3 separate regions of the Mus musculus genome follow, and all the other regions are linked to region 2. The links are chromatin loops, found by intact Hi-C in ENCODE. Cell type or tissue: gastrocnemius. All regions are shown on one strand. Each heading gives the region's core, and the rest is flanking DNA. Links, peaks and the distances in the headings are about the cores only. Region 1 overlaps 4930523C07Rik (RIKEN cDNA 4930523C07 gene). Region 2 overlaps Tnr (tenascin R). Region 3 holds the start of 4930562F07Rik (RIKEN cDNA 4930562F07 gene).

What was found. Hi-C counts contacts between places; a loop is a spot of excess contacts. Peaks named below come from ENCODE experiments on the same cell type or tissue, not always from the same donor. Only the 100,000 strongest peaks of a DNase experiment are listed, where the experiment ranks them.
Region 1: a loop joins it to region 2, with 4 times the contacts of the local background. A loop is called at or near these places in 26 of 42 quality-filtered maps.
Region 3: a loop joins it to region 2, with 7 times the contacts of the local background. A loop is called at or near these places in 17 of 42 quality-filtered maps.

Annotation. Positions count from the first base shown.
Region 1 is chr1:160,058,077-160,068,654 of GRCm38, reverse strand. All of the region lies in intron 1 of 4930523C07Rik (RIKEN cDNA 4930523C07 gene), which reads right to left. Among named protein-coding and RNA genes, the nearest start is that of 4930562F07Rik, 15 kb to the left of the region's middle. In gastrocnemius, for the core only: a CTCF peak has its summit at 6,459 (motif pointing right); a DNase peak (open chromatin) is centred at 6,543; H3K27ac peaks cover 1,477 bases.
Region 2 is chr1:159,905,190-159,915,767 of GRCm38, reverse strand. It overlaps Tnr (tenascin R), which reads right to left. Exons shown (of 23, transcript NM_022312.3): 19 at 2,977-3,128; 20 at 1,136-1,232. Among named protein-coding and RNA genes, the nearest start is that of Gm31667, 110 kb to the left of the region's middle. In gastrocnemius, for the core only: a CTCF peak has its summit at 4,588 (motif pointing left); DNase peaks (open chromatin) are centred at 4,560 and 7,674.
Region 3 is chr1:160,075,267-160,085,844 of GRCm38, reverse strand. It overlaps 4930523C07Rik (RIKEN cDNA 4930523C07 gene), which reads right to left. Exons shown (of 3, transcript NM_001162896.1): 3 at 7,258-10,578. The coding sequence ends at 10,384. 4930562F07Rik (RIKEN cDNA 4930562F07 gene) reads left to right here and starts at 7,860. Exons shown (of 3, transcript NR_038031.1): 1 at 7,860-7,916; 2 at 8,355-8,462; 3 at 10,518-10,578. It overlaps Tnn (tenascin N), which reads left to right. Exons shown (of 22, transcript NM_177839.3): 22 at 1-816. In gastrocnemius, for the core only: no CTCF peak of the experiment used is centred there; a DNase peak (open chromatin) is centred at 4,603.

The sequences.
Region 1 (10,578 bases), core at 1,609-9,608, 150 kb before region 2:
TCTGGCATCCAGAGACAGGAGAGAAAAAAGTCACCTGAAGAACTTGTTTAGAGGACTATTGAGCTCATAGGTGAGGCTGCAGAAAAGTGACTAGCTATCTGCAGGCTCAACCCTTACTATCAGGCTTTGGGACCCATGGGAGTCAGTGCACAGGCATGACTCGTTCTGCAGAGAGGAAGAAGCAAATCTCCAGGAGCCCAAAGCTGCTACATGGCTGTGCTCAGGCCTGGCGCATGCTGTGTGGGCCTTGGGGTTTTAGGCAGGGAGAGACTATAATGAACATGTACTCCTACTCTGTAAGGAAGCTGTTACCCAGTGTGACAAAGCATACTGGAGAGGCAGAGGAGAGGGAGGTCATTCCGGTTTACTCCAGCTGTTTGGAGAGAATGGCATCAGTAGACAGGGTGATAGTGGTGGAGAGGTTGGGACAAAAGGCCTACATAGGATGAGGAAGTGTTTCTGGGCTCTATTTTCTTCTAGCGCTGGTCTCCCATGAGGAGTCTGAATGAATGCAGGAGCACATGCTTGTGTGTGTGTGTGTGTGTGTGTGTGTGTGTGTGTGTGTGTGAAATATGGAATATACATTTTCTTTTCTCTGCAAAGAACCCCACTGAGCAGTTCCTGACTCCCATCATCTCTAATACCTTACCCGACTCCGGCTGCCCAAACCTTGTCTCAGCTCTCAAACCACCCACCTTGTAAAATCCCTGAGGTTATGATATCACACAGTTCACAAAACAAGCTCCACTGACTGTGAGGGCTCAGTACAGAGCCTTACTTAGCCAGTGGTTGTTGACTCTGCTGATCTGTGTTGTATTTTAGTTACAGCTCTTACCCTGCTAATCTGGAACATACAGGTACCCTCTAAGGCTTGTTAAGAACTGCATTGTACAAAACCTGCTGGATGGCGGCAAATAATCTGCTTGCAGAACATTATATTTACTTCTGAATCCCAGCTCTGGACATTATAAAAATAAGCATATTTCTCCAATTTAATTAACTGCTTCATATAACTAGTTATAATACAAGGTGGAGGCTCATTCTTGCCCTAAAGCACACATATATGATATATGACTAGAATTTGATTGTTGAAAGAAAATAGATGGTATTTTTCTCCAGAATCAATGCTGCAATTATGCTTACAATTCTGAACAAAAATACAAATTGATCATCAATATTGAAATGCTTAAGGTACCTAGAGTTCTTAAAAATAACTGCGGAAGCTTGAATATGATTGGCTCAGGGAGTGGCACTATCAGGAGGTGTGGCTGTGTTTGGAGAAAGTGTGTCACTGTGGGTGTGGGCTTTAAGACCCTTGTCCTAGCTGCCTGGAAGCCAGTCTTCCCCTAGTGGACTTCAGATAATGATGTAGAACTCTCAGTTTCTCCTGTACTAGGCCTGCCTGTATACTGCCTTGATGATAATGGACTGAAATTCTGAAACTGTAGCCTCAGTTAAATGTTGTCCTTATAAGAGTTGTCTTGGTCATGGTATCTGTTCACAGCAGTAAAACCTTAGCAAGGACAACAATCAAAAGCTGCTTTATTATAATGCACTTCCTGGATTAGAAGACTCTTGAGGTGGGCCACTGGTGTGACTCCTTTAGTTTGTTAGTGAGAAGACTAGGCCCTGCCAATAGGCTCATGAACAAGAGAGATGTGGCTAAGCAACTTATTCTCTACAGGAGAGGACAGTAGACAAGGAAGCAGAGATTAAACCCAAATGTGTCCTCACTTCTATAAATGAAGTGATTACAGTGGTCTCTGCAGAGGTGACTCAAGGGATGACAAGGATCTACGTATGCATAGAGGTATGGACAAGGAACCCTCCCCCAAGAAGGCAGAAGCAGCAAGCACAGAACAGGGCATCCAGGAATGCGGAAGGTAGCACACGTGCCAAAGGTGAGAATCAAAGATGAAGCAGGGCTTAGAGAGTGAGCTCAGGCCCTGTGGGTGAGAAGAATGTCAAGGGAATGGTCCTGAGAGGAAGAGGTGCGGCATACCCAAACCCCTTGATGATGTATTCATTCAAGTGCTGAAACCCATCTTGGTCTCCAGTTTGTTTTTTCATTCCTTTAATTTTCTAGACTCTAAATGTGACTTGTACCCACTGCTTGACCCATGATGATATGGAGATCTCAACTCCCTAGCATCGACAGCCAGTCTCCTGTGACCTGCTCCTCTTATCACCCCAGCCTCATCTACCCTACTGCCGTCCTCCATTTGTTACTGTGTTCCCAGGACCATCTCCCACTTTCCCTGTTGCCCTGCTTGGCAGTGCTTCATCTGCCCCATGTCTTCACAGCTCTACCTTCCATTCACTCCTCAGTTGGACTCCTGGCTATTCAGGCCTTCCCTTGAGGTGTGACTCTAGACCTCCTGTCTCCCATGAACTGATTGCTTTCCCTTCTGAGTTTTCATGGAGGCATTCCCATACTAGAGCTCTGATCTCAATGCATTACAATTTTGTTTTCTGTAAGAAATTACAGGAATTCAGAAAAATTGAAAGGGTTATGTAAGTCTCACCCATTTTTGTGTTGGCTGACTTGTTTTCTGTACTTATGTCAAGCCCCCAAAAGGCCGAGATTTTCACTCCTCTGTGTGACCTGAAGATCTAGCCTTGTGCTTATCATATAATAAGTGATAATGAATATTTGACATATAAAGGGATTCTGTTAACATTTAAGTTGAACAAAATAATGACCCTATCATCTGAATTCTAACTCCAAAATACCTTCCAAACCTATCCATGTCTCCTCACTTCCAAGGCTAGATCACTGCTCCCTGTTAGTTGGGTTACTGCTGAAACCCCCTTTCCAGTCTTTCTGGTGCCTTGTTTCCCTTGCTCTTGTTCATGTACCCACATGAACAGACCACTGTGCTCCCAGCCCTAGCTTACTTTCCAAGTCAGCCCCTCACATGAAGTATAAGAGATAAATGCTACATCAGATTCCACTTATTAACCCCATCATCTGCCTGCCTCCATCATCCGGTCTCACCTTCATCATAAGTACCCTGGCTGCATCATTTGGTCCCCGCCTCCATCATCCATCCCTGTTACTGTTTCTGACGTTGTATTGCATTCCTTTCTATTTTGTTCATTGTGTCCTATCCCAGGACTCTCTGTTTGCTCAAAACCCAATTTATCTCTTTGCTCAGTCCATGCAATCTCAGAGCTTGCTGTAAATATGCTATAATAGCCAGGTCTAAGCACAGATGAATTTTGAGTTTCCTGCCATGATACCTCAACAAGGGGCTCTTCCTGCCATCGTATCTCATGGCCTTTATGGTGTCTCACTTTGAAATTTGCTGTTAACTCTGGTTCTCCTTCTTCTCTCCCTCTTCTTCTTCTTTTTCTTCTTCTTCCTCTTCCTCCTTCTCATTGTCTTTTCTTTTTCCTCCTCTTCTTCCTCCTCTTTTATCCTCTTCTTGTCCTTCCTCCCTCACATTGTCGCCTTCCTTTTCTCTTCTCATCCCTAACTACATGATTCCCTGTTGGTGGAGCTGTACCTGTTTAAAGCCCGACTTCCTCGACTTCCTCTTTTTTGTCTGGATACTCTGTTTCAATGCCCAGATTTGGGCAGGTAGCTATGTGAATGAATGAAGTTAACCCAGGGGTTCTGAAAAAGCACATGAGATCCTGACTGGACAGGAGTCAGTCATTCGAGCCGCTGGGGAGGAAGTACTGACTGGAGCCTGTAAAAGGTGAGCAGTGTTCACGGCTAGAGCTGAGCTTTGATGATAACTGCCCACCCATTTAGCACTGTCCAGTCAGATACTCCGGCCACAAAATTCATTTGAGAGGGAAATAATGACCAAGAAAATCCCATTATCAGGAAAGCAGTAGGGAGTGGTGTATGTTTTATCAGCTCCTAAATGATCACCTACTACCACGTGCTCAGTTACAAAGAGCCCATTGTAGCTGGGACTTCCAGATAACAAGGGGCCCTTTCCTAATTGCTATATACTCTATTTCAGGTTCAGCAGGAAAGAAAATTAAAAAGCTCCATTTCACTTCAGGTTCAAAGGAGTCAATCTCTCAATCAATCAGGTATTAATTAAGCTATGCTAGGACTTACAGGGAAAGTCAGAGATAGCCTCTTCTTGAAGATGATACCAGGGAAATAATTAGTGAATGATTTAGGAACAAAGAAAAGAGTTTAAAATGGGTTTTATTTGAACTTTCTTTGATTTTTCTATTATGTGAAAAACTGAAGGTCCGTAGTCTCCAATTCCTTGATTTTTTTCTTTATTTTTCACTGTCTTGATCCTCCCCCCCCTTTTCTGCTCATACTAATTGTGTTATCTCCAAAGGGTTTGTGCCTTGGACCCAGAAAACAGCTCATTCGTCTTGGTCTGCTCTTAGACACACTTCCTGGGAAGCATGTCTCTCTGATTCCTTGGAACGTCCAGCTGTGCTCATGTGGAGAACACAGCATCTCCAGCCTTGAGCAAGTTATAAGGAAGATGCTTCCTAACCGCTCTTCTCATAAGCCAGGAAATGTATAGGCAAGGAAGGACCTCGTCTCTGCTGCCATCATGGTAGAGGGTCTGGGAGCATTCATTCCCATGCTTTAGGTTCAGATTGTCCCTCTGGCAAATATGCCTTAGAGGGTGGGGTGTTTATCCATTGTGCTACAGTATTTGTCCCCAAGTCTAGCACAGTGCCTGGTGGAATGTGGACTGCCAGGATCTTCTGAGTGGCTTACCAGAGAACACATTTCTAGGTGGAAGGAGTTGGATGATATGTGAAGCACGTACTACACCTCATGCAGTGGGTGCCTTAAAATTACCTTGAGCATAGTATTTATGGCATCCTTTTGTTAGGAAATCTTTCTGCTCAGATCTCTGTTTGATCTGTTTTCCACTGAATTGGTTTAAAAGGTGCATTAAGCAGCTCCCAGGAAATCAGGGCAGGGACAGTTGGCCCTTTCTCTCTGCTATCTTGGTGTCTTTATTCCTATCCATCCCTGACTCTGTTCCCTCCCTTGGCCCTCCTGACCTCCAGGGTCACTTTTCCTGGGGGATTTGTTTTGTACATCAGTACCAGCCTTTCTCTTCTTTGTTTCAGCCAGAATACCTACTTGTTTTCATTTGACCCAGCTTCTGACTTAGATACTTCAGAAGGCCAAAGCCTTCAAAGAGAGCACTGGCAAATGTCTTAGGACCTCAGGAGAATAGGTGATCTGTAGAATCAGATGCCACCATTTGTTGAGTTCTTACTAAGTGTACAGCTCTCTCCTCCCTATCTTTCTGTGTATGTGTTATCAAGCCTTTATATTAAGGTTTAATTCAATAACTCAAGTTAATCATTTTTATTTCCATCAAGGGAACTGAGGCCATCAGAGATTAAGAAATAGGTCCAAAGCCTTGGAGCTACCAAAGGGCAAAATGAGTTTCAATCTAATCCCAGCAGAAGGCAAAGGTTCGTCTGTAGCTCCTCTGTTCTGTGATCACCATTCTCAGGAGACCAAGGACTTCAGTTTCTGGGCCTGTTTTGTTCGGATGATGGGTTCCCACCCAATAATTCCCTGGAATATGTGAGAACTCCTGCATGTGCCACATCCTGTGGAAAACTCCTGATGATATGTATGTTGTGATTTTTATTTTATTTTTATTTATTTCTTTTTGGTTTTTCGACTCAGGGTTTCTCTGTGTAGTCCTGGCTGTCCTGGAACTCACTCTGTAGACCAGGCTGTCCTCGAACTCAGAAATCTGCCTGCCTTTGCCTCCCAAGTGCTGGGATTAAAGGCGTGCGCCACCACTGCCTGGCTATGTTGTGATTTTTAAAGAGTTCACACTTTCTTTTTTTTTTCTTTTTTTTCAGATTGTCACTAACTTTTATTTCCAAAGTTATTTAGAAAATGAATAATTACAACATAAGCAATATTTCGTACATGCACATGCAACTATTTTGTAAGAGTGAGATATGTATCCTTTTATATCTAAGTATGAATTGAAAATATCTAGGCAGTCAGTTTCTTCTGTACCATAGACTGGGTTGTAACCTGTGATTCTTATGCCTCAGCCTCTTGGTTATAGGAATTACTGCATATATACGGCCACTAACCATACAGAATTTTCATATAAAATGTTTGACTGTGCAACTGGCTGTAAAGAAGATACAGAACACCCATTAGATTATTCGAGAAGTCTTCAAAACTTAAAAACACAGAGTAAGCGAGGAACAATGCAGTAGCAAATAGAATTTGGGATATTGATGGTTGCAGAGCAAGGATTTGCTTCCCACTTTCTAGTTCCTAGCAATGAAGTTTGCAGTCAGGGAAAGGAGGAAGAATTCTATTTTTTCACACAATTGCTTAGGGACCCATGTTAGTAGAAGACTCATGATACCACAATGTACTCTCTGGGTCAGGGTAGGGGTTGGATATTTTTAATCATGTATTTGTGCGTTTGCCTACTCTTCTATGTGCTGTGCACTTGCAGTGCCCACAGAGGCCAGAAGAGGGCATCGGATCCCCTAGAATAGGAGTCACAGGTGGCTGTGAGCCTCCTGAGGTAGGTGCTAAGAACTGAATTTAGGTTCTGTCTCCTCAAGATAAGGGGGCACTCTTTAGCTCTGCACCATCTCTTTAGCCCTAAACTATACATCAGTAGGGGGGACCTGGATTTGAGCCAGGGCCTTTCTAATGTTCTATACCTCCTGAGGGCTTGGATTTTAACAAGACCACACATGGCAGGAGGGAAGTTCAATCCAACACCACATATGTCAGAAGACAACAGTTCTCCAAGGCATGAGACTCCATGATAGGCATAATGTCCACTTGCATTTCAAGAGTTGTACCCAGCACACTTACGTCTTAATATGAAGATGACTAATCACATTTCCTTTTCTCTTATATAAAATCCTCAATTTTTAGCTAAGTTTAATATTGAGCTGTACTAATTTCTCATGAAGGCACAGTCTGTGGAGCTTTAAAAAGGCCAGAGTTCTCTCTGATACCCGTTTCATCTATTCCTGTTCACTACCTGGTCCCTGGAGGCATTTAGAGCCTGCAACCTGAATTCTAAAATTCCTGGAGTAGGAATGACACTGCATGTTCTCTTTGCTATCATCTCTGTACAGAGAACCACACAGCAGCGGGGAAATACAGATGAGGACAAAAGGCCAGCCAGTCTTACAGCAGGCACCTCCTCATTGGCTGTGCTTGGTCTCTGGTTGATCAGTCGAATGATAAAGCTGAGGGAGGTTTACAGAAGACTTAGCACATATGGAGATATCCCCAGGCTCTGTGCAGAATGCTGGTAGCGCGGCAAAGTAGAGAGAATGCTAAGCTAGGAGCCAGAGGAACCAGGTCTACTTCCAGTTCAGTTGTCCTCATGTCTTTGACCCTGGACAACATCAGCTAAGCTTTCTGGAGCCCCGAAGGGCAAAGTGAGGTTTCAATCTAATCCCAGCCTCTCCCTTGTCTGAGAAATGAGATTATTACCTGCCCTGGATATTCCTCAAAACTCTTGTGAAGAACAAAAAAGACATGAAAGAGAACACCAAGGGAGGGGGAGGGACCCATAATCTAAATGTCACAAAATGGAATTTTAAGGAACTGCATTTAAAAGATGGAATTAAATGTAGAATTAGAACCCTAAGTAGGGTAGGGATTCCCCCCCCCCCGCACCCCCTCCCAGGTCTCTATGAATCCCAGTCATCAGGAGCTGTGCTTCCAAGGTCGAGGGTCCATGAGTGCACACGGGTACCACTCATACTTTTCTGTACATCCAATCTGATCACATCCTTGTTTGAGTCCTCCAAAAATCTGTAGTCATGGTTACAGCGAAAGACCTCAGTCACTCAGCTCTCATTTTTATGATTCACAAGTGTTTTGGTGAAAGTTTGGAGCCAGTTTTTGTGGGTGTGGTAAAGTAGCTAGGTGAGGTTTTATTTTTGGAAGGCTCAAGCCTCTGAGGTCATCTGTGAGTTAGGAGTGGCTAGGGGCGGGATGGTGCTGTTTTCTGTTCCATAAATAAAGGGAGAGAGCTCAGCTCCTGGGCGACTCCAGCCACTGCTGCTTAAGTCTTCCAACGTCATATCCTTTAGGAGGAAAGAGTGCTTTTTGAAAAAGCAAGTGGATGACCAAATATGTACGCGATTCAAGGACTCCTGCACAGGTGGCAATTAGAAGATAGACCTTACATTAAAAAGTTACATAATTCTTCTTAATTCCAGAGTATTTAGAGTTCTGCAAACGGCTGCACTTACAGAATGACAGAATGATTTCTTTATCTCTGTGGTGATGGGGGAAGGGCTTACAGGCTGGAAACTAATGGTGTGGCAAAAATGTACAATTATGTGACTTGAAAGCAGTACAGATAGGGTTCTATTTTCCTTCCCATTTCCTCCCTTCATTTAATGTTAACGGAAGTTCAAGGCAATTAAAAGTCAAATGCTACCTTATTACAGTGTCAAGGCTTAAAATGTCCAAATCTGGGGGAATGAGCAGAGAGATTGCCATTTCAATAACAACTCATCCCTGTGGAATGTGTAGCATAGGATGATGTTTCTGAGTCACCAGGCTTTGGGTCATAGCCTGGGGCTGTGTCCTCACCTGTCCTCTGCATGGGTGTAAATTTTTGTTTCTAACAGCACATGGAGACCTCTTCCTTTTGATCATCTTAGTAATAGTTGATAAATGCAAATGAACATATATTATTGACCTAAGATATTGAATACCACCAAGTGTCAGATGAAAAGCATCTTTTGAAAAAAAAAAAAGCATCTTTTGCCCTACCTTTCTGGGATCCTTTCTTCCAAAGATGTAACATTTCTTTAGTCTCAAATGTAGCTGACTCCTTGTTAACTCTACCAGTTTAACCCCTTCCCTGATCTACTCTGTATACCAAACGTATGCCTCCTCATGTCCGAAATGCCTTTTCCAAAGGCGAAGACAGTTACAGGAGTCCTCCTTCACCTAAGGCCCCACTTTTCTCAGCTCTAATACCCTGCCATCAAAAAACATTAGTGAGAAAATTCCAGAAATACACAATTTACAATTTAAACTGTATGCCATTCTGAGGATTATCATGACAGCTTGCACTGGCCAGGTTGTACTACTCAGGATATGAACACTGTATATGCTACCCATATGTTACTCCCTTGGTAGCTTCCTGGGTTACAAGATTGACTGCCTAGGTATGGTGATAGTATGTTCAAATAACATTCACTTAGTAATAGACTTATATAATGAAGTCCTTGATGCTTGCCATCTTACTATAGTATATATTAAACTATTTTGGTATATTATGATTACTTTACTTTATTATTTTTACTGTCCATGTTTTACCACAAGAAATTTATAAACTAGAATTGACTGCAGGTATAGATAGACAGAAGATAGATTAAAAACAGGCTCACACACTCCTCCTTACCTTCATCTCCTCACCTACCACTTGTTCCAGATGTTTTAGATGGTGCAGGAGGCTAGGGACCTCAGATCTTACTATCCCTGGACGTTCTGTGGTGTGGCCACAAGGGTGACCTTTCTGGAGGCTGTGTATCAGCCTTTAGATTTTTATCTTTCTTTGGCACTCAGAAGCATAGCTCGTTAGATCAGCTGTCATGCCATTGGGTCTTGAAGGAATGGGAGGAACACAGGAACATCTGACAGAGGAGACCAGCAGGAACTGTGGGTCTGTTCCTCCTGTGAGAAGGCAGGAGTGGCTCCTGGGGATGAGGCTTGGTTTAGAGCAGCAAGGGAGGGAAATATTTTGTAGTGCTGACCCAGGTGAGCAGTAATCTCCACGTGGGAGGTCTGTGGGGTCCAGGTCTTCAGCTTAGGTTTTGATTTTTCCCTGGTTTCATTAACTTATATTCTTGTGAAGTTTTATGAGTCAAAAATCAAAATCCACCTAATGGACAGTTTAGGAGCCACAAACTCACAGACTGATGCATGAAGAGGCGGTGTGACTTACTAAGTATGTGTTGTGAGACAATCACTAGTTGCTCTGGGCCTTGGTTTCTTTATCTCCAGCAAGGGGATAATCTAGAAGAATACACTCGGAAGTCAGAGTAGGCACTGTTTCTTTAGAAGATGACTGGTGACATGGGCTGATTTTCATCTTAATCCTTTGGAGCAGGTCTAACAATACTAGATGATATTTGTGTACTAAAGACAGACACACTATCAGCTGGATGTGAAGACCTTTTCACAAGGTCCTTCAGGTGAAGCAGGTAATTCATATGAAATACACCTCAACTTCTAAATATCGAGTCATCTGGTAGATGACGGCACATGACAAACTACAGTTGCGGCAATAAGGACAATAGCAACAACAATAACAGCAGCAACAACAGGAACAGCAGCAGCAGCAGCAACAACAAAAACAATAACAGCAACAACAACAGCATCAGCAACAGCATCAGCAGCAACAATACAACAGCAACAGCAGCAACAACAGCAGCAGCAGCAACATCAGCAGCAGCAAAAATACAACAGCAACAGCAGTAACAACAGCAAATACAGCAACAAGAGCAACAACAGCAGCAGCAACAGCAGTAGCAATAACAACAGTTACTCCTTGGTTTTGCCCAGGGCCAGAGCAGCCTAGAGTTCTTGGGAAATTG
Region 2 (10,578 bases), core at 1,408-9,407:
GGCAATGGATGAAAAAAAAAAAAGAGTCTGTATGGCTTCTATGAAGGAAGAGGTTCTTCACTGGGCCTTTGGATATAAGGTAAACACCAAGGTGGGAACAGTTGGCTAAAGGAGTGTTTATTGCAGAGGAAATGTCAGTGCTTGTGCAGGTTTGAAAATGGATGACCTGGCAGTGGGATGCAGGACAGTAAGGTGCTTGGCGGTAGAGAGAAGGATGCAGGAGGAGAGGAGGAAGCCTGCTAAGGAGCTTGGCTTCTACCGGGCAGTGACGGAGTCATTCCAAGCCGTCACCAAGTGGGGCTACCCTTCACTCAGATTTGGAGTATGAGGGAGATCCTTCTATTGGCCATGTAGACAATGGGGTGGTCTTGGAGGCAGGGTCCCAAGTGGAAGGCTGTTACTTTGCTGCCCAAGGTAAGGCAGGTATCAAAGCTTGAACATGAATGTGGTAGGGGTGGGCCAGCAACAAGTGCAAGCATCTCACACTATCATTTATTTGTTTCCCTTTCTGCCTCCCTTTATCAACCATTAGGAAAATCTTACAGAGAAATGGAGGCATTCATACACTGACTGCTTTATGATCTAGCATCAGCTCCACCAGTCTGACTTTGGTGTGTTTATCTTCCTATGCCCATGGAAACCTCCATCTAAACTCCCTGCTGTGTCAGACCTCTAGGAAATCACCTCTAATGCCATTCTCATTCCTCCCCTTTCTCTCCCAAGTCAGATAATAGCACTCTCCCAGGAACCCAGCAGCTTCTCATTTCTCTCTTGACCTGCAGGCTGGCTAGCTGGTTGCCTAGCTTCCTAGAGGGGCAAGCCTGCTCATTGCTTCCTGTGCCCTGTTCCCTACCAGGCAGATCCCTGCCTTTGTACTTGCCTCATGTCAAGATCCATCAGCATAAAAGACTATTAATGAGGATGGGAAGAGACAGAGCAAAGAGGAAAATACCACAGTCAGATAAAAACAGATCAATAGTGGAGCCAAACAGAGCAAGAGGCACAAAAGCAATTCACAAGCTGTCAACTTCTCAATGGACTCAGACTTCTGACAATCCCAGATGGACACAGAAAGGAGAGAGATGGATAGAAGCCCAGGGCAAACTGTCCAGGGAAAATACAAAGTGAATGCTACCTAGCCAAAACTCATCCTCCAGATTCCCAAAGCCAACACGATAATCTGCCCATTTCCGGAAAAAATCAGTTTGTCCATTTTGCCGCCTCTGGAATACCTGTGAAGAGAAAGAGAAAAAGAGAGAGGATATGGTCTAAAAAAGCAAGAATTAATAATTAATATATGAATATGTCTGGGTTCTGCATCAGCTAGGATCAGAAGCATTTAAGAAGTCAGTTTCACGTTTTGGTGGCAGATTTTGCAGGGCATGCTCAGAACCCTTCTTTCTGAAGGGCTGATGCATCTGACAAATAGACTAGGGGTGTGATATCGACACTAATTTGCACTCCTGCAATATAGAAAAGATTCAGGATACATATCAAGCTCCCAATAGTCAGGGGAAATGGGCCTGATTCTCAAATTAATCTTTTTGCACTGCAGAGAGTAGTTGGAAGCATTTCTCACCGAAGGACTGGGACCAACTTCAAATCATCTACTCACTGTCATCATCTTATTGCAGGCAAAGCAATTGCATATCATTCACTTTCCAAGCTGTTTAAGTGCTAATTTCATTTAACCTCCAATACATCAGCCTTGGCTTCAATTTCCAATTATGCTTTAAGAAGGAGGCACAAATATGTCAGAAACATAAAAGAAAATGTCTCCGGAGAGGATTACGAGTGCAGTCACCATTTAACTCTAGAAAACCTTCCCATTTTGGAACCTGAAAGCTCTGGTGCTGTATCTGAGCAGTGCTAGGAGGGTGGGCAGGGCGGAGTTTCATTCACACTGATTCAACCCCTGTTGCTTGGTTTAGAGCCAGCTTCAGGAAGTTGCTTATGGGCATAGTGGTTAGCATCTCCAGGCTGCTTATTTCTTCTGCTCTGTGTAAGCTAGCTATCATGTATGAGAGGAGGTGGTATCAGCAAGTAGTGTCTCTCTCCCTACCACTGTTACCTCCTGAAGGCTATGACAGTTCTAGGGAAGAACTAGGGGGAGGTCTAAAACAGAATGTAACACAAGTAGCTCTCATAACTAGAGGCCCACCCACATTCTACCCCATAACTAATCTACTATATGTGACTCTCCAAGACAAGGCTACTAACTGCCTCACTCTGGGAAGCTAATGTGCTTCTGTAGAGTGGCCTCCTCCTCTCCTCTTTACTTTAGCTACAGCCCCTGGTAAGCAGGATCCATGTGCCTCACTCCTTCCTTTCCGCAGCACACCTTGCATCCTGTCTGTTTGCAGGAGCTCAAAGCGAGCCAGTCTCATCTTACAGCTAGGCCGTTACATCTTTCATATGAGTCCTGGTTAGTTTTTAATTGTTAATTTAACCCAACACAGAGTCACCTTGGAAGAGGAAACCTCAACTGAAGAATTGCCTCCAATAGATTGGCCTGTGGCCATGTCTACGAAGAATTGTCTTAACTGAAGTGGGAGAGTGGGGTTCAGTGAGTATAGCATCATCCCAAGCGAGGTGGGCCTGGTCTATATAAGAAAAGTAGCTGAGCATAAGCCAATGAGTGAGCCAGTACCCTTCTTTCACGCTCACAGCCCTAGTTTCTGAGTTCTAGCTGTGACATTCCTCCGTGATGTACTATGAAGTATAAGCCAACAAACACTTTTCTCCTCTATGTCCCATTTGGTCATGGTGTTTATCCTAGCAACAGAATGAAACAGTTATTCCTTTCTCTGTTTGTGAGTGGCCTACTGAATGAGGGTCTTGAAGGCAGTGACAAGACAAATCCAAATGAAGTGGTTAGATAAGGGAACATCTGGAAGGATGGCGACATGGTAAACTCCAGGTCCCCAGCCAGGTATACTAGAAGCCTGAAGACATCCGCCTGCAGCTTATACTTACAATCCAGCCGCCCCCATCTGTGGTCATGTCACAGTACACTTGCAGCTTGTGGCTTAGCTCCCCATTGAGGAAGATGGTGTAAACGCCACTCAGAGTGTCTCCATTCATCAAATGCTGGGCACAGTCTTGAGGATGAGAGAACACCCGGCCCCCTGCAGAAGAAAAGCAATAGAAAGTTTTACATTTACTTATTAGGTGCATGTGTGTACTGTGTGCCTGCATTCAGGACCACAGTGTACATTTGGAGTCAGAGGACAACTCAAGGGAGCCAGTTGTTTCTTTCCACCATTGGGTCCTGGGGATGGAACTCAGATTGCTAAGCTTGGGCAGCAAATACCTTGTACCTGCTGGCTAACTCATCAGCCCCAAAGCAATTTTTAGAAATGGTTCTTTTTTTTCTTTTATTGGATATTTGCTTTATTTACATTTCAAATGTTATCCCCTTTCCCGGTTTCCCCTCCAGAAATTCCCTATACCATTCCCCCTGCTTCTATAAGGGTGCTCCCCCACCCTTGTATTCCCCTACACTGGGGCACCAAGTCGTCACAGGACCAAGAACCTCTCCTTCCACCCCTGCCCAACAAGGCCATCCTCTGCTACATAAGTGTCCAGAGCCATGGGTCACTCCATGTGTACTCTTTGGTTGGTAGTTTAGTCCTTGGGAGCTCTGGATGGGGGTGGAGGGCTTGGAGGGGGGAGGATGGTCAGATTGGTTGATATTGTTCTTCCTATGGGATTGCAAACCCCTTCCCCATTATGCACAGGAACCCTTGCATCAGAGGAGGTTTTAAAGAGTCCTGTGGTTGGTCCTTCATCATGAGATGTAAAAAGTTCTAAGTGAATTCAGACTGTGTGGGTGTGAAATCTGAACTCATGTTGGACTTATGGCCTCTGAGGACCAAAGGTGTAGATTCTCTGATTACCAAGATGCTTGAGTATAAGCTAAAGGCCTTGAACATCCAGTCTCAGCAGTAAAATGGGGGTCACAAGGACTTCCCCCTTGGCCTTGGTGATTGTTTAAGAGATGGGCCAGTGAAGCACTGTAGGGACCTATTCAAAGGTAAGAAGGCATCTGAAGAAAGCCTCTGTCATCCACATGGCAGCCATGAAGGGATGCTCACACACGCTCAGCATTACCACAGCGATGAATGTCTGGTCCCTGTACAAAGCAATCTCTTGATTGTACTAAACAATCAAATGGCCATGTTTTACAGTTCAGTTTTAATTCAAGGACAGGGCAGGGGAAATAAATTGCAGCTCATCTTTCAGAAGGAACAGCCCAATCTGTAAAACAATACCTAATTAGCTGTAAGAGAAGCTTCAATCCTGAAGTGCTTTGCTCCGAGATAAGTTTTGTGCTTATCAGGCAAACTGAGAGCAGTCTACTGGAGGGACTTTGCTGAGAGGGGAAATTAAAGGCACAGCCTGCCATGAGAGGCATGGTGGCTGGAGTGCTCTGTAAATGTGGGTTTCTGGGTCAATGAAGAATATGGTCAGACAACACAGTACGATACAGTACCGTGTTTCTGTGTATAAGTGAGGTAGACATGAAGGGAGGAGGGTGAGGCAAACCGCAGGTGTTAGCTACTACAGCGCCTCCTGGTGGTTTTACTCCTATACTATATGTGACACTCAGCCCCTTGGAAAGGCCAGGCAGTGAACCATTTAGATATAGCATGTCACATAAAAAAGATGACACATGAACTTTCCTGAGAGTCCCCATCACAGGTTGTCTGTAAAGCATTCTGTTCTAGGAAGAAGCAACCGAAGTTTTGTAGTCTCCATGTAAGCCCTTACTCCTATGTCCTACCCCCTACCTGCCACCTGACCCAGAGACAGATTAACTCTTAGTTCTATGTTCCAGATTGCTGCCACAGGTCTGTCAAAAATAGCTTGAGGGAACAATACACTTCAAGTACAGTCACCCAAGAATTGGTAATATGCTTCTATAAAACTTATATTTCACAAGATGTGTTGTTGTTTCTATTTCATTCTTGTGAGAGACGTTAGAGGAAGGCAGGACAGTGGAGAGCTGAGACTTATGTTAACAGACAAGGAAACTGCTCAGAAAGATTCCCTGACTGGCTTTTTCAGATAACTTGTATTCAAGTTTGCAGAGCTTAGTCAAGCGTATATTCTATTAGAACAATAAATACAGCCAGGGATGGAGAGATGACCCAGTGCTTAACATTTGCTGCTCTTTCAGAGGACCCAAGTTTTCCCACATCAGATTACTCATAACCACTCCAGAGGATCTGACATCCTCTTCTGGTCTTTCTGGGCACTTACAGACATGAGGTGCATACACATAGACATAAACACAAATAAAATGTGAAATAAATCTTTAAAAAGCACCTTCAAATGTGTTCTAGTTTCTTTAAGGTTTTCATCTTTCCAATGAGTGACTGAGTTTTTATTTAACATAAGCATATAATACTCCAAGAACTAAAGTTACCCCAGAAAGCATTATGTTCAAATTAAGTGTTTTCCCATCAAAAGTGACTTTTGTAGTAGCTTTATTAAAGCTATTGAATTGTATCTCCAGCATGTCCTAGACATCATGAAAGCTCACGTCTCACCTGTCCCTGAGGTTTCCATTCATTTCAGAGAACAGACATGAATGACTGTCTCCTCTCTGTGTTGCTTTGGGAACACTGGCCTTATTTCTGGTCATCTAGGCTATTATTGACCCTGGTCTCCGGAGCAACCAATGTGCCTACTTGCCTTTCCCTCTCTCACTGTCTGTGGTCTTCCTTTTAGATCAGCATATAATGTGCTTGGCATCCAGCCTATTGCTTCCTTGTTCACTGTTTCTCCCAAAGGAAGAGATCATCATTAAACCAGCCCATTTTCTTGGGGAGACAGAAATCTGCATGTCTCAGTTGTCCATGGATTCCCCCACAAAAAAACTTTTCTCAAAACTCACCACAGTAACATCACTCAAATACGTATATAAAACCAAATCCATTTTGAGAATAGAGAAGTAAACAATTTTATATAAACCCCTTCTTCGTTGATAACTACTAGAATGTATGTTATAGATACTTGAAGGGGGTTCAGATCCACTCTTAGTTTTTCTAAAGTTAGACATAATGTAAGCACATATAATATATTGAGATGACTTGTTCTGAGGAAGAGGAATTTTAAGTATCTAAGATGCTGTCATAAAAGAGGCATTCACTCATCTTTAAAGCTGGGAGATAAGAATAAGATCAACTGAAGAGATAAGTGTCTAAGGAGTGTCAAAGATGGATGGGATAAAGGTCTCAGATGAAGGTTGGGAGAGGGAGGACCATATGCCCTGCTTTCTGGGCTCCTATAGTTAGCTGGAAGGTGGAAGCACTATCCAAGTGTGTGGGAGGTTGATGCATGGTTGCTGGGCGCACTTGCCTTACCCTTGACAAATTACAAGGCCATCTGGTTGTTAATAGATTCAATTTACTGTAATTTAGTCTATGGCATTAGTGGAAAGGCAATCACGAAGCACTTTGCTTCTGCAGACTATCAGAAGCAGCAACCTGGGATTTTTCATTCCCTGGGAACTTGGAGAAGATTCCACATGAAGCTTCTTGCCATCTTGCGCCAGCCTCGAAAGCATCCCAAGTTTGTCTCAGAGTCACTAGTCCTCCATTAACACACTTGTCCCTTTAATGTGATGAGAGAAAGCAAAGGCTTGCTGAGGGCTCTCAAGTTACGGATTTCCTTATCCTTCAGATTCCTGTGCTCCATCCCAGGTCTACCAAGTCGAGCAGGGAGACAGTCTCAGGACTCAGTATCTGACTAAAGAGCTTCATTCACATAGAGCTGTTTTCAGTTTGCATTTTTCTCTTCTCGGAAGCCAAGAGTTAGAAATGGTAAATGAGATGGTGACCTGAGGCCTCTTGGCCAGCTCTCCCTGCTTAGATCCACATGACTGGGCGAATAACAGAATTAATTTTTCTCCTCTCCTTCTTAAACACACACACATACACACACACATACACTTTCCTGTTCTCTCTCTCTCTCTCTCTCTCTCTCTCTCTCTCTCTCTCTCTCTCTCTCTCTCTCTCCCTCTCTCTCTCTCCCTCTCATAATCTTTTGTCTCTAAGAAGAACATCCTGAGCACCCCATCTTTCTGTTTGGGGTGGGATGGAAAGAAGAGGGGATATTTGGCCTTGAGCTTAAGCCTTGTATTCTAGTCTTTGCGATTTCACCCTACTGCTTTGGTGGTATTGGACTTTGACTCAGCTAAAAATCATAAAAACACATTCATGTTCCAATTGATCTGGAATTCATATGTTTTAGAAGACTACCAGGGCCGATCCTTAGCTCTCTGGATGCCATTTAATCTAATCAGGTATCTACCTTTAACCCTGATCATTCTAATAATTATTTTAGACCAAGCACATACCTAGAAGGCTCTCTCTCCTTCCTCCTGGTGCAGTAACTGGAGCCTGGGTGGATAGGGTAGCCTTTTTTTTTTTTTTTTTTTTTTTTTTTTAAGCACGGGCTATGGCTATTACCAAGTTAGAAGGAAAACAAAGCCAAATGATTGCCACAGTGAAGTGTCTTATGGTTAAGTATTTCTAGATGTAACTGTGAGATCCACAGGCCCAGGGCATTCACCAGAAGAATTGCTCAGAAATTGGTTTGTATTGGGCATCAAAGGCTGCCTGCTGAGTGGTGAGTGGCTATCTTCATGATGACACACAGGGCAATCAGATGGCTCTGTGCCAGTGGGGAGTGGGAGACGCTTCTCTGTCCATTCCCAGCCCTCTTTTGTTTTGTGTCCTTGGGTCCAGCCTTTAAAATGATCAGATTTAATAGCTCTAGAGAGCCTCTGCCCACTGTCCACTCTGATGGACTCAGCATCAGGGCTGAAGCTGTGACGTCAGCATGCCCCTCAGCGAACAGCCACAGCAGTTTTCTCAGTAAATGCAGAATAAAGTATTGTTTTTCTCCACAGAATTAATTTTAACTATGTTAAAATTAATGGCTCGTATTTGCAAAGTAGCTGATAAGATTTTGGGGTGCAGACAGAGGCTGTGGATAGAGCCTAGCCCATAGGAGCTTAATCCATCACTTCAATTTTCTCAGATAATCTTCAAATTTACTAGCTTGTTGTCTTGTTACTCACTTAAAAGACATATAGGAAAATGTCCCTTGATTTCTAAATGCCAGGCTAAGAGATGGGAAAACATAGAAGGAGAAAAGACGTCTTACAAGTGGCTCATGGTCTTATGGGAAAACAAATATGACTTCAAGCTCTGAGACCAAGATGGGAGGTTAGAAGGGCATCAAAGTGGGTGTGAAGGGCAGTGAACATGGGAGCTGCTGAAGAGGGGCTGAGAGGTGGGGTTCTAGAACGGAGTAGAATTTGACAAGTGCTGATCAGCAAGCTTTCTTACTTTAGGAACTGACAGAGATCAGCCACATACCGGTAGAGGACGGTATTGCCGGCATGTGGAGAAGCACAGACCAATTGGAAAACTGAAGATTTACCTAACTAATTAGCACTGTGTTGGATGGATGTGATAACAGTGACTGAATCATGCTGCGTACGAAGAGGGACCTTCTTCTGAAGCCAGTAGATACCCTTCTCTATCTTTGTATATGTAGCATTACTTAAATTTTCCCTTTGGAGATGGGAATGTGTGGGGTTTTTTTTTTGTTTGTTTGTTTTTGGTTTTTTGTTTTTTATTTTTGGTTTTTCGAGACAGGGTTTCTCTGTGTAGCCCTGGTTGTCCTGGAACTCACTTTGTAGACCAGGCTGGCCTTGAACTCAGAAATCCACCTGCCTCTGCCTCCCGAGTGCTGGGATCAAAGGCATGTGCCACCACACCCGGTGGGACTGTGTTTTTCTGTGCCTCCACTCCTTGAGTAAAAATTTATACAGGGCTGGAGAGATGGTTCAGTGGTTAAGAGCACTGACTCTTCTTCCAGAGGTTTTGAGTTCAATTCCCAGCAACCACATGGTGGCTTACAGCCACCTGTAATGAGATCTGATCTCTCTTCTGGTGTTTGAAAACAGCTACAGTGTGCTCATATAAATCAATAAATCTTAAAAAAACAAAATTATACAGTCTCAACCTCTCCAGTGAGAGGCAGCCATTGTTGAACTATTTCAATTATATCATGTAAGCCAGCAAAAGAAATCTTTTATTATTAAAATTCACAGGGATATGCATCTGACTTGTTTCTTACCACTATCCTTAGCATTTAGAACGGAGCCTGACACGAAATAGGTGCCCCATCAATATTTATTAGATGTTTAGTGTCACATGAGTGATAGTATCCATCCCCTATGATAATAACAGAGAACACAAAATTAGATTCTCTGAGACATGTGCAATGACACAATTTAAAATGGGCCAAATAAAATCCTGTGACTAGTGACATGTGAGATTTTTCTGTAGCATTTATAAGATCATCTTTCAGGGATGCTTCCCAACCTTCCTGATGCTTTGACCCTTTAGTACAGTGTGTCATATTGTAGGGACCCCTAACCATAAAGTGATTTCCATTGCTACTTCCTGACTGTGATTTTGCCTGTTAGGATTTGTAATGTAAATGTTTGATATGCAGGATATCTGATATATGACCGCAAAGGGGTTACAACTCATAGATTGAGAACCAATTAGTATAATCTACAGTAAATAGTTATACTGTTCAAGAGGATTCACTACTCTCAAAAAAGGGTGGCCATGTATCTGTGCCCTGTTCACTAGTGTGACTACTCTATAAATACGTTCAGTGACTTAAAGAAGAGGACCATTCCTTGAATACCACCATTTCCTAGATGTCCCCCAAACTAAAATAATATAATGTGTAGAGTATGATAGCTATTTTTTTCAAAGTTTATTTTGTAGTTAAAAATCCCACATTAACAAGAGTCTCCGGGCTCAGATGTCTTCGCTAGTGAGAACAGATTGAGAGCTTGAAGGTGAACTCTCATTAGTTTTATACAATGTCTTTCAAGAAACAGAAGCGGCAAAAGGAAATAAAGTTTTCAATTTGCTCAGTGAGGCCAGAGTTATTCTTATTGAAATAAACAGCTAGACAAAACAGTATTAAAGGGATAGCCCAGGCTGGATGAGGGTTTTGAAGTCTACTCTTTCTCCCTATGTTGGTACAGAGAACTCATTGCCTGGCCCCTTTCATCTGCATTTGGTCTTTCTCGACCACATACACTACCAGAAGGAGAGCCTGTCAACCTGAAGAGAGAATGGGCTTAAAGGATGGAGTATCTATCCATGCCCCAAGGAATAAAGCTACTCTGAAACAAAGAACACAGTTGATGTGTCATTGATTATCTAGTACAGTTTATTAGAATAGCATCTTAATTAGATATGCTAACTTGACTTACAGAGGTAAGGAAAAATATCAGTACCACGTGAAAAAATAAGAAACTAAAACCCAGCAGAAATATATTAAGCCCAGATAAAAGGGTTTAAAGTAACAATGAAATAGATAAGATAAATAAAGGTTTTAGACTCAGGTAAAATATGAATTGAAGTATCTGACTGAGTCCACCTTTTAGACGCTAAGAGGGAAGAGTAAAGAGAGAGACCACTAAGAGGTTTGGAGAACAATGCACACATTCTACCATCTAGTTAATAGAAG
Region 3 (10,578 bases), core at 1,177-9,176, 170 kb before region 2:
TGCCTGTCTCTACTGAGGGCTTCATTGTTGGCTTTCAGGAGCCAACAATGTTGTAACTGAACAGTACATATGGATAGAACACGTGTTGGAATCACAAGGTTTTTCAGCCCATCCTTAATGACAGATGTATTGAATTAGGGCAAAAAGGTGAACCATCCTGTAGACCATCAATTGGAAATCTTTAGAAATTGGTGGATATCTCTGTATCCATCTGATAATATAGATCTTTGTAGAAAAAAAAAGACAAAGTGAGGTTCTGATCCCCTGGGTGTTAGAGCTGAGGTGACCTGCTACTTCTTGTCTCTCCCGGACCTCCTGGTGTTTGAAGGAAATGTTTATATCTTACTCCTTTTAAACTTCCTGTGTGATGAAGAATGAAGAGACTACAAAGGGGCCACGATGCAGTCATAGTTAAGTTCTGACTAGTCTCTAGCATTCTAGAGACCAAAGCTCCCATTTTATTGCTATTTTTAACTGCCCCTTTTCCAGACATTTGCATAAGTTCTTTCATAGATCTGCATATGTTGTAAATAAATTTGCAGTCATTTAAACTTTAAATAACCCATCTCTCTAAATAACTGGTCCCCTCAGCTCCCCCCCACCACTTCACTCACCTCCATGCCTCTCCCCTCCCCCGGGTCCATCAGCCCTCAGACTCCCTCCTTCCCTGCTCCCCACACTGGAAGCTTCCTCACATCATCTTTCTTGCGTGTTTGGTGTCATTTTGGAAAGTTTTCTGTAACCAAGTCAGTGACCTTTGAAGTAACTTAAATTCCTACTCAAGAAAACACAAATAAACTGTTTGATTTTTAAAAAGCCGTCTCTTGTTATTTTCTTCCCAGAGAGATGGCCCACAATAGCAATACACTCAACTTTTTGCAGGCTTGCTAAGCGCGCTTAAGACATTGTCTTGGTCAGTGTTCTGTGGCTGTGAAGAGACATCATCTCCACAGCAACTCTTATAAAGGAAAGCGTGTAATTGGGGCTGGCTGACAGTTTCAGAGGCTTAGTCCATTATCATCACTGCAGGATGCATGGGCGGCACACAGGCAGATATGGTACTGGAGAGGTAGCAGAGAGTTCCACATCCAGATGTACAGGCAGCAGGAAGGGAGAGAGATACTAGGCCTAGCTTGGGCTTTTGAAACCTTAAGCCCCCCCCCCCCCAGTGACACACTTCCTCCAATAAGACTATGCGTACTTCAACAAGGCCACACCTTCTAATCCTTTTCAAATCGTGCCACTCCCTGATGATCATGCATTCCAATATATAAGCCTATGGGGCCATTCTTATTCAAACCATCACAGGCTAGATTGTGGACTCCCTCTTCAGATGTTATGACTCATTCTAACTGCTCCTAGGATTGCTGGCCTCTCTATGTCTGTGCAGATCTATAGCCAAATCAGTGACCCATAGTCTTTGTTCTGGAGGAGGCTTTGATGGCACCAGATGGCACCATGCCCATCTTAGGTTCATTAACCCCAGGGTTTGGCCACTGAACTGACCTGTGTGGGAGACTGAAGCTGTTTTAGCATCTTTTTGCTTATAGGTCCTTTGTTGCCATGGAGAAATTTCAGCTGACCTTCAAATAGTTTACTCTGAGCAGAAAAGGAAATCTGGGAAGTTCATTTCAGAGTGTTTATAGAGTGGGCAACATCCCAGCCCCCACCCTTCCTGCATGCTGCCCCTTGCTCTAGCATGGTCCATCCAGCAGTTTATTCCAAGCTTAAAGGAGGCCATCCCATGCTTCAGGATGGCCCAATGTGAAAGGGGACGTGAGAAGTGAGGATACACTAGAAGCCAGGAGCAGAGCATCTGTCCTACAAACAGCGGTAAAGTTTCCAAAGTGTTATCTATTCTGTGCATACACAGGGCAGAGAGGAGCAACCAAGCTACTGGCCCTGGTCAACTCTTAGAACTTCTGGAAGATAGAAAACAAGTCAGGACGGTGGTGGTTTAAGGAAAAAGTGAGTCACTAAGAGAGAGAGAGAGAGAGACAGAGAGAGAGACAGAGAGAGAGAGACAGAGAGAGAGTGTGTGTGTGTGCATCTAATCCCACCACAAAGGCTTTAGGGGGCTGTAGTGATGGCATCAGATCTAGAAATGCAGGGCCGTGGGTGTGGGGGAAAGGGAGTTCCGGTGCTCTGGGCAGGCAGATGCGGGTGGACTGCTTTTCACATGGCCCTGGGTGGGCATCTGGCTGTGTTAAGCCACTGACCCCAAATGGCGGGTGGTGGACAAGGGGCAGCCCCAGGTACCAGGTTCTCAGCCTCTGGTATCCCACGCTGGATATGGTGGAGGAGCTGAGAACAGAATAGGGGCCCCAGCAGCACTTGGCCCTGGAGATGAGGGGAGGAATGGGCAGGGGGAGGGGCGCTGGATGGTTCCCACAAGGGTGAGAGTCCTTGGTCAGGTCTGTGGCTGGAGCACAGGATGGCCTTCTGGCGGGATGTTAGACTCGGCCCATCCCATCCTTCAAGCACGGCAGGCCTTGATAATTAGAGACATATGGTTTTAGAGCTTTATTGTAGAAAGGCAGGGAGAAAGGAGGGAAGGTAGAAAGAGAGAGAGACCAGCCATGGCCATGTGAAGAGAGGGGGGAAGGGAAAGAGAGAAAGAGAACTAGAGAGTAAGAAAGATGAGGGCTTAAGAGAGTGAGGAGGGGGCCAAGCAGCCCCTCTTATAGTGGGCTGGGCTATCAGGCTGTTGCCAGGTAACTGTGGGGAGGAGCGTACCTAGGCTATAGTCAGGTAACTGTGGGGTGGAGTCTAGTCAGAATGCCAGAAGCTTGGGACATTGTTGGTGTGACTTAGTCACAGAATTATGGACAGACACCTGATTCTGTGAATGTGGCTCGCCTTTCTGTCCCTTGTAGATTTCTCTATTGGGTCACTGGAGCAAGCCCCATTCAACCAAAATAGGCTGCCCATCACAGTCCCACATAGAAAGACAGACTGAGTCATGAGGGAAGCAGCCAGACATCTGAGAGAGCCAGGCTGCACATGGACAGTATGGGGGAGGCAGTGTGGCTTCTCAGTGGTTGAGGAGCCCAGGGAGCCAGTGGGAAGGACAGGCAGGGGGTCATTGCTGCAATGGCTGTCAGGTCACATTGCCATTCAGAGCCAGCATGAGCTTTGATGTGTGTCCTTCTGCTCATTGCCCCTTCACAGGTCCCATTCCAGTGGGTCTCTAGTGAGTTCTACGCACCTGAGCTTTTCAAAGTTCCCCAGGGGCCTCTAACATCAACTCAGGGGTGAGAGTCATTGTTCCCACATAAGCCTTTGAATGGCGGAGAGCTCTCAGAGGCTTCGAAACCTTGAAGTGACACGGGAGGCTTGTATTTTGGAAATATTAGTTTGGTGACAGGTTGAGGAGGGCCACAGAGTGGGGATTTTGAAAACTACTTAGAAAATTGTGTGTGTATGCATGCGTGTGCATGTGTGTTCACATGTATGGACAAGTGTGTATATAGGACATTACCCTGGGTCTCCTTTTGCTACTTTCTACTTCATTTCCTGAGACAGGCTCTTATTCTGAACCCAGAACTCGCCGATGTGGGCAGTCTAGCCAGCCAGTTTGTTCTGTCTCCAGAGTATAAGGATTTACTTCAGGTGGGGCTGCCATGCCCAACCATCAAGTCCTCACACCTGAGTAGCAATCACTTCTTCCACGGAGCTATCTCCCGGCCCTTGTGTTATCTTTGGTTGACACAAATCTGTGGGGTAAAGCATGCCATTCCAATATGCACGTATATGTGAAGTGGTCAGCGCAGGTGACAGGCATCTCTATCACTGCTGACATATATCATACCTTGGTGTGGAGAACATGCATAGACCTCTCTACCGGTTGCTTTGGAATACACAGTTAGTCCTTGTCAGCCATAGTTACTCCACTGTGATTCAGAAAGTCAGAAGTCATTCCTTCTGTCTGTGCCCCTTGCCCATCCACAAGGGGTGTGGTCTAGGGGGAAGTGGGGAGGCTCGCAGACCAGCTCACAGCTGCTGTAATAGTTCTCCAAGTAGTACTGAGTCCCTTGGTCTGTGTCAGAAGGGGATCTATAGAATCAGCAGGAGTGAGGGAGGACTGGCTTCAGAGGCCAGCCTGTGACCACAGAGCTTGAAGATGTTTATGTGTCACGGCTGCTACCTCTGGAAATGGCTTGGCATTTGTGTTTGTTGAGTTTGAGTGTTCCGTTTTATAACTTACAATTATTGGGGATTCAAGGGCTACTGAAGCTGGAATATACTGCAGGAGAGAGTGAGGAAGGGGGAGAAAGAGAGAAACAGAAGAAAATAAAGAGAGAGAGGCAGAGACAGACAAACACACACACACAATTTAGGTGTGGGTTGTGCAAAGAGAGAGCATGCAGACAAGGAGGCATGCAAAGAACTAGAAGAAAACGTGGTGAAAAGCTGCTGGTGAAACTTAGTTATTAGAAAAGGTCCTCCCATTTAAAAAAAAAACCAAAAAACTTACATGTCTTCACTACCTTAGGTCTTCCACCAGGGTCAAGGAGAGGATCAACAGAGATGATGGGAACCAATCAATCAGGTTGGCGCCTGCAGTCTGGGGCAAGCAGGCTGCTATATCCACTCTTGCCAGTAGATGGCAGTGTTGTCTTATCAGGTGCCTTTCAAATCAAGAGAGACTCTCCCACAAAGGGAGGTTCTGGAAGGGTCCCCACTTCTCTGTTCCTTCCTGGGTAACTCTGTCTTAAGAGTTACCCAGTGGGGCCAAGTCAGCATCCAACCTGCACTTAGTGGTTTCTCCGGCAGTGTTTCTACCTGGATTAACACAACAGGTAAGCAGGCACCCCCTGGAAGGGGTTGCCTAGCTCATTCTTGGTTGTGTCTAGCCTGCAACCTCTCTATCACAGTGTGCTAGGCTGGTCAGTGTGTAGAAAGTTCCAGGGATATTTCAAAACTCTTCCTAAAATGCCCCTGTGAGTGAATTGTTTCTGAGGACACTTTAAGTTCCAGTTCCAGTGTTATATAAATAAGGTTACCAGGTTAGCTCATAAAACCCTGCTCATTTATAGAAGACAAACTTCTATATAATTATATATAAAGACAGCAAAGAATAGTTCTGAAGCCTGTAAACTTTAGCTCTTATTATATTTGGCTTGCCAGCTTTTTTAACGTTTTAAAAAGATTTATTTTAGAATTACTTATTTGATTTTATGTGCCCAAGTGTTTTCTGTCTTTGTATATGTATATACACAGGCACATGCTTGGTGCCCATGAGGCTAGAAAAGAATGTTGGCTCCCCTGGAACTGGAATTACAGATGGTTGTTAGCTGCTATGAGGGCCTGAGAACCAAACCTGAGACCTCTGCACCAACAGCATTCGAAACTTTTGCATGCTTTTTTTCCTCACTAGGAGATATGAAGAGCCTGTTGTAAGGCTGGTTTTCTGTGAATTGTCAAGAGGACTATGACAGATCATGGGTGGAAGAGAGAGAAAGGCTGGTGAAAGACAAGGAGGTTGCTGGAGTGTGGGTAATTCCACGCCTTCCTCCATACATTTCTTTTTTGATTTCTAGAACACAAACCATGGTTTTCCTTCATTAATGACACTTAACTTGAGCACTTAAGCCAGGCTCAGTGCTAAGTGGTTTTTCTTTTTTTTTTTATGTATTTCTCCATTTAATTTCTGAAGATAAGTTTTAATATGGAGGTAACATCACAGGCATAAATTACATGTGAGAACTGGTGTGGGTCCCAGGATCTGGACAGCCCTAGTCCTCAGCCCCAGCCCTCGGTGCTCAGGGACTCTCGTCTATTCTGCCAATAGCATCCTTTCTCCGCTCACCCAGTGCAACTCTTTGCCAGCCTGACTTGATGCTAGTCTTGGTGGATGTGTCCCTCTGGGAAAGTGACAAACACGTTATATGGTTGTGGTTTGTTCCTTTAGGCCAGTTGTGACCCTTCAGGACAAATACTGTAGTATGGGCTCAGTGGACTTGGCACCTCGAAAGAGCTAAAATCCTTTGATATGCATGCCCTGCCATTACTGAATAAATCGTGATGCTTGGCCCCATGGGAATCTGAAAACAATTCAATAAGTTGAACCTATGACCGATACAGTAAGTTGTCCGAAGGGAGTTTTGTTGCTGCTGCTGTTCAAGCTTGTGTGCCTGTGACTTTGAATTCAAGAATAATCTTAAGGGCAAAGGGCAAGCAGGCAGCAGAGTACTCCAGTCAGTTGAGAATGCTAATGGATGGTTGCATTGCGCAACTCTGTCCTAACGCTCCGAGTGTGGGTGAGCCTGAGCAGGCAGAGCTGATGGAGCTGGAAGGGTGGTGAGCCAATGAGATGCCTGGGAGTTGCACTATCGCCTCTGGGCGGCCCCTCCTCTGCATCAGAAACTTTCGCAATATTCTAGAGACTTGAATAGCAGGTTGAATGAAAATACTCTGTCCCCTGGTTGTCATAGCTTTGTAGTGATAGGAGAAAAGCTGAAGGATCAGCCGAAACTGCGAAACAGCCTGCCTTGGGCAAGACAGGAAGTGTGCAGCTGCGCCGTGGGTCTTCCTTCTCAAGCTTCCGTTAAACAGCGCAGCTGTTCACTAACACTGAATTACTCTTTCCACAAGATGCTAGCCTCTGCCATTCAGGGTGGTGTTCCTAGCCATAGGGTGGCTATTGAGTGCTTGAAATATGGCTGGCATAATTGAGCTCTGGACTTTTAATCTAATTTAATTTTAATGAACAGAGCCACATGTGGCTAATAGTACCAGATTGGGCAGTGCCAGTCGGGAACATTTCACCATCTTGTTTCTGTTGGCCCGCACTCTAGGTAAGCATTGTTGGGAAAGGAATCAAGAGCATCCAAGTCATTTCATTTTCTAACTAGGGCAAAGTTGTGGTTGACTTAGAAAAAGGATAAATGTGCTTATATAAATACATGCACATAGACACAGGTATCTGTGTCCCTTGGTCCTTTGTTTCTTAGCACCAGATTAACCCAAAGGTTATTTCTTCCTTTTCCTATGAAAGACATGGACTTCAGTGGAGAAATGTTTTCTAAGTGTCGCCAGGGAACATCAGTATGTTTTCTGCAGCCGTTGTTGCTCAGTTCAGCTTCCAAAGTCGCCTGCTTTGCGTAGAAGGGAGAGATGCCACATTTCTGGTCCTCAGACCTGAGATTCTAGGAGGCCAGGGACCAGGCAGGAAGAGCCTCTGCTTCTGTCAATTCTGTGTGAGAATAATATCTCAGCGGTAAGCCAGTGACTCAATCCAACGTGCGAGGAGGATTTCATTTTCAAAACATTTATTTAAATAAACTTTTATATGTATTTGAATTTTACAGAAAACAAAACACTGACAAATACTGTACAGCTTCGATCATTCATATGAGCGATTCATTTCTTGAAAAAGTGACTGGCTTTTCTTTACATCTTCCTGTTCTTTTTCCTCTTCCCAAGAAATCAAAAAAAGTCTATTGGACACTGGATAAAGACCCCTCTGACTGTTTCTGAGTGTGACTAAGGCAGGCCAGAAGTCCAGTGTGGGTGGGGACAACCCCAATGCCCAAGTCCATGCCAGTTGAGAAGGTCTCTTCTTTATGCATCTTCTTTTCAAATTTTCGAAAAAGATTTATTTTATGTGTATGAGTGGTTTGCCTGCATGTATACATGTGTACCACATGCATGTCTGGTACTTGGGTCTTCTACAGAAGCAACAAGTGCTCTTAACTGCTGAGCCATTCCTCCAGCCCCCTGGGGCCTCTTAGGTTCTTCATGAACTTACTGTCCCCAGATGGATCAGGTAGGCACAAGTCCCAAGCACCTTACCCTAGGACTGTATCCGTGGCAACTCTGGAATAGACCAAGGGAAACAGTGTCTGTAGAGTCATAAAGGAATGAATTGGCATGATGCAAGGAGAAGCAGTAATATGAGAAGAATTGTCAGGGTGAGGCAGGGCGACAGGGCACCAAGCAATACTTTGGGCTTCTGCTCTCTGGTGTCTATGGGAGGGCCTATCACTTCATGGGCCCTGTATCATCCTAAGTGCTCTATCAAGGCTGTCGGAGAGTCTGCGACAGGAAGAGGTGATCCAGTCACGGTTGGGATTCCAGGATATAGAAGCAACTGGGAACTGCCTTTCTGGATGGTTTATGTCAGGAACTGGCTCAAGTCTATTTGGTTAGAAAGCAGTAGGTACACTTGTGTCCAGAGTCAGGGGCTTTGTTATGGCAATCAGGGACAACTGACTGCTGTCTTAATTCAAACTGGCAGCCAGTTGTCACGGAAACCGTGTAATTTGTATGGTCCCTGATTCCGGCGATCCATCCTTGCAGACTGTTATCTGACATCCCATTTCTGCTGTGTCTTCACCTCTACCCCCAAGTCTTCTGTCTTAGGGCAACTGAGAGAAGTGGGAAGAGCATCTGGTGGGTACCAATTGGCAGAGAAGGGGAGAAGACTGGTCATTCTGTGACATGCGGAGGACAGCCAGGTAATCCACAACCAGCTCCCTATGTGACAAGGGGGCAGAGAATCAGGAAGTGTTGCTTTGGTCAAAGAGGCCTGAGGGTGGAAGGCTTGAGTGCCTAGTGGCATTGAGGTGATGTAGGATGAGCGGGTGAAATGTGACTGTCTGCTAGAAGGCCCAGGTAGCCACCATTAGGTAGCTACCCTCCAAGGGCCTGGAGCACATCGGGAGTAGACATGAGTACCAGGTGGCCCAGCTGAGCAAGTAGAGTACAACTTTACATTCATACAGTCTCATCAATTTTGGGAATTTTTTTCTTGCTGCTGTAATGTCATAATTTGGCTATGTCATTAATTAGACAGTGATTTTTCTACTGTCTATAATGGTCTCCATGGGGACAATATTTATAGAGCTCCCCAGTAGATGTGCAAATGAGCCGTTGGAGTATAATCGCTTCCAAGCTGGGAATTCTCTGCCTTTGTAACATGGCCACAATACAATCAAAATGCCAAGCAATTTGTTTTCTTTGACTGGGGAGGAAAGGCTCTCTTCCACTCAGAAAGTGGCATGGCTTCAGGTACCACAGGGCACATATGTCAATCAACCCTGGTCTCAATGCCTTGCCTCACCTTCTGTAGCAGTTAATGGCGTGTCTTAAAAGAGTAGGTCACTCAGGTTGAATTGTGAGGTATTACAAGTTATCCTTAGCATCATTGCATATCCATCCACAGTTATGAGTACCTACTGTGTACAAGACATTTGCCTGAGCATCAACATAAATAGCAACAGATACCTTTATAGTTTTATCTTTCATTTAAACTATGGCTTCTACCTCCCACTGGCAATACATTATGCACTGCTACCAACACAGGATTGCTTCTGGTATGTGTTGTGTTGTGTATGCGTGTGCATGTGCAAGTGTATGTGTGCATGTGTGATGGTTATGAGACTGGACTTGGGATGATCTTACTTGGTTTCTTTCTGGAAGCCCTTGGTCACACGGATTATAGCTAGCTCATGCGAGGCATCTCTCCTTACGCTTTCTATCTCTATATTACATCTCGTGGGTACACACCTGCAATCCAGTGAAGTGAATATGTGGGTTTCCATAGCTTTCTCATAGTCACTGCCAAGAGCTGTTCATCACTGCTTAGAAAAGGGCACCTTGCTGAGTAGTTATGGGGTAATGTCCCCGAGAGGTCTTGGGCCACATTAGACATCTGTTAGAGGTAATGAGGACCTTGTCGTGAATTGCAAGCAAAGAGCTTTGAGTGTATCTGGAGCCATACTTTAAACTTTCAGGTATAGGCAAAAGGTCAGAAGCATATAGAAACCACTAGCTATGTCTGTATCAATATATACTGAAGTGGGGACTGTACCAGGGTCTTAGAATGTCCAAATGTATTTCCAGTAAAACATTATGTAGGAATAGAACACACCCATCTCCAACCTGAATGATATACAGACAGTGCATAGGGCCTTGCACCATGGCTTCTTAATTGCACATATGTGCCTAAATCTGGACATATCTTCTCATAACACATTTCTGCAAGTATATATATTTGAGCAAAAATATATATTACATGGCTGCGTGATAAATAGAATATCCTGTCCCATGTACCTGTTGTCCAAATGTGCATACATATGATACAAACAGAGTTGAAAGCCATCTAAGATGCATATGTACATACTTTCTGTGCTTTTGTGCTGGAGTATACCAGAAACTGCTGTCCATGCTTGGGGCACTGATACGGGACACATAGCTGCCAAGACAGAGTAAGAATTGTCTACACGCCGCCCCCATCCATTGGGATGCGTAGTCTGAAATTTGTCCCTTGGTTGAGTGATCTGTGGGAGTGAATGCATCACGTTAAAGGCTCCTCCAAGTCTCTGTGGTTGGAAGGAGGCTCGGCTCCAAGGGGAGGACACGCTGCCCCCTTGCTCACTAGACAAGCAGTGATGGTCTCTTCTCCATCTGGAGGAGCTTGGGCTGAGCAGAGATCCAGAGGTCTTCATCTTTCTTTTTCTTCTTCTTTTTCTTTTTCTTCTTGTTCTGGTCTGGCTGTTGGTTGCTCTTAGGTGGCCGGCTACAGCAGCAATGGCAACAGATGAAGAAGAGGGTGAGAACCACCACCAGGGG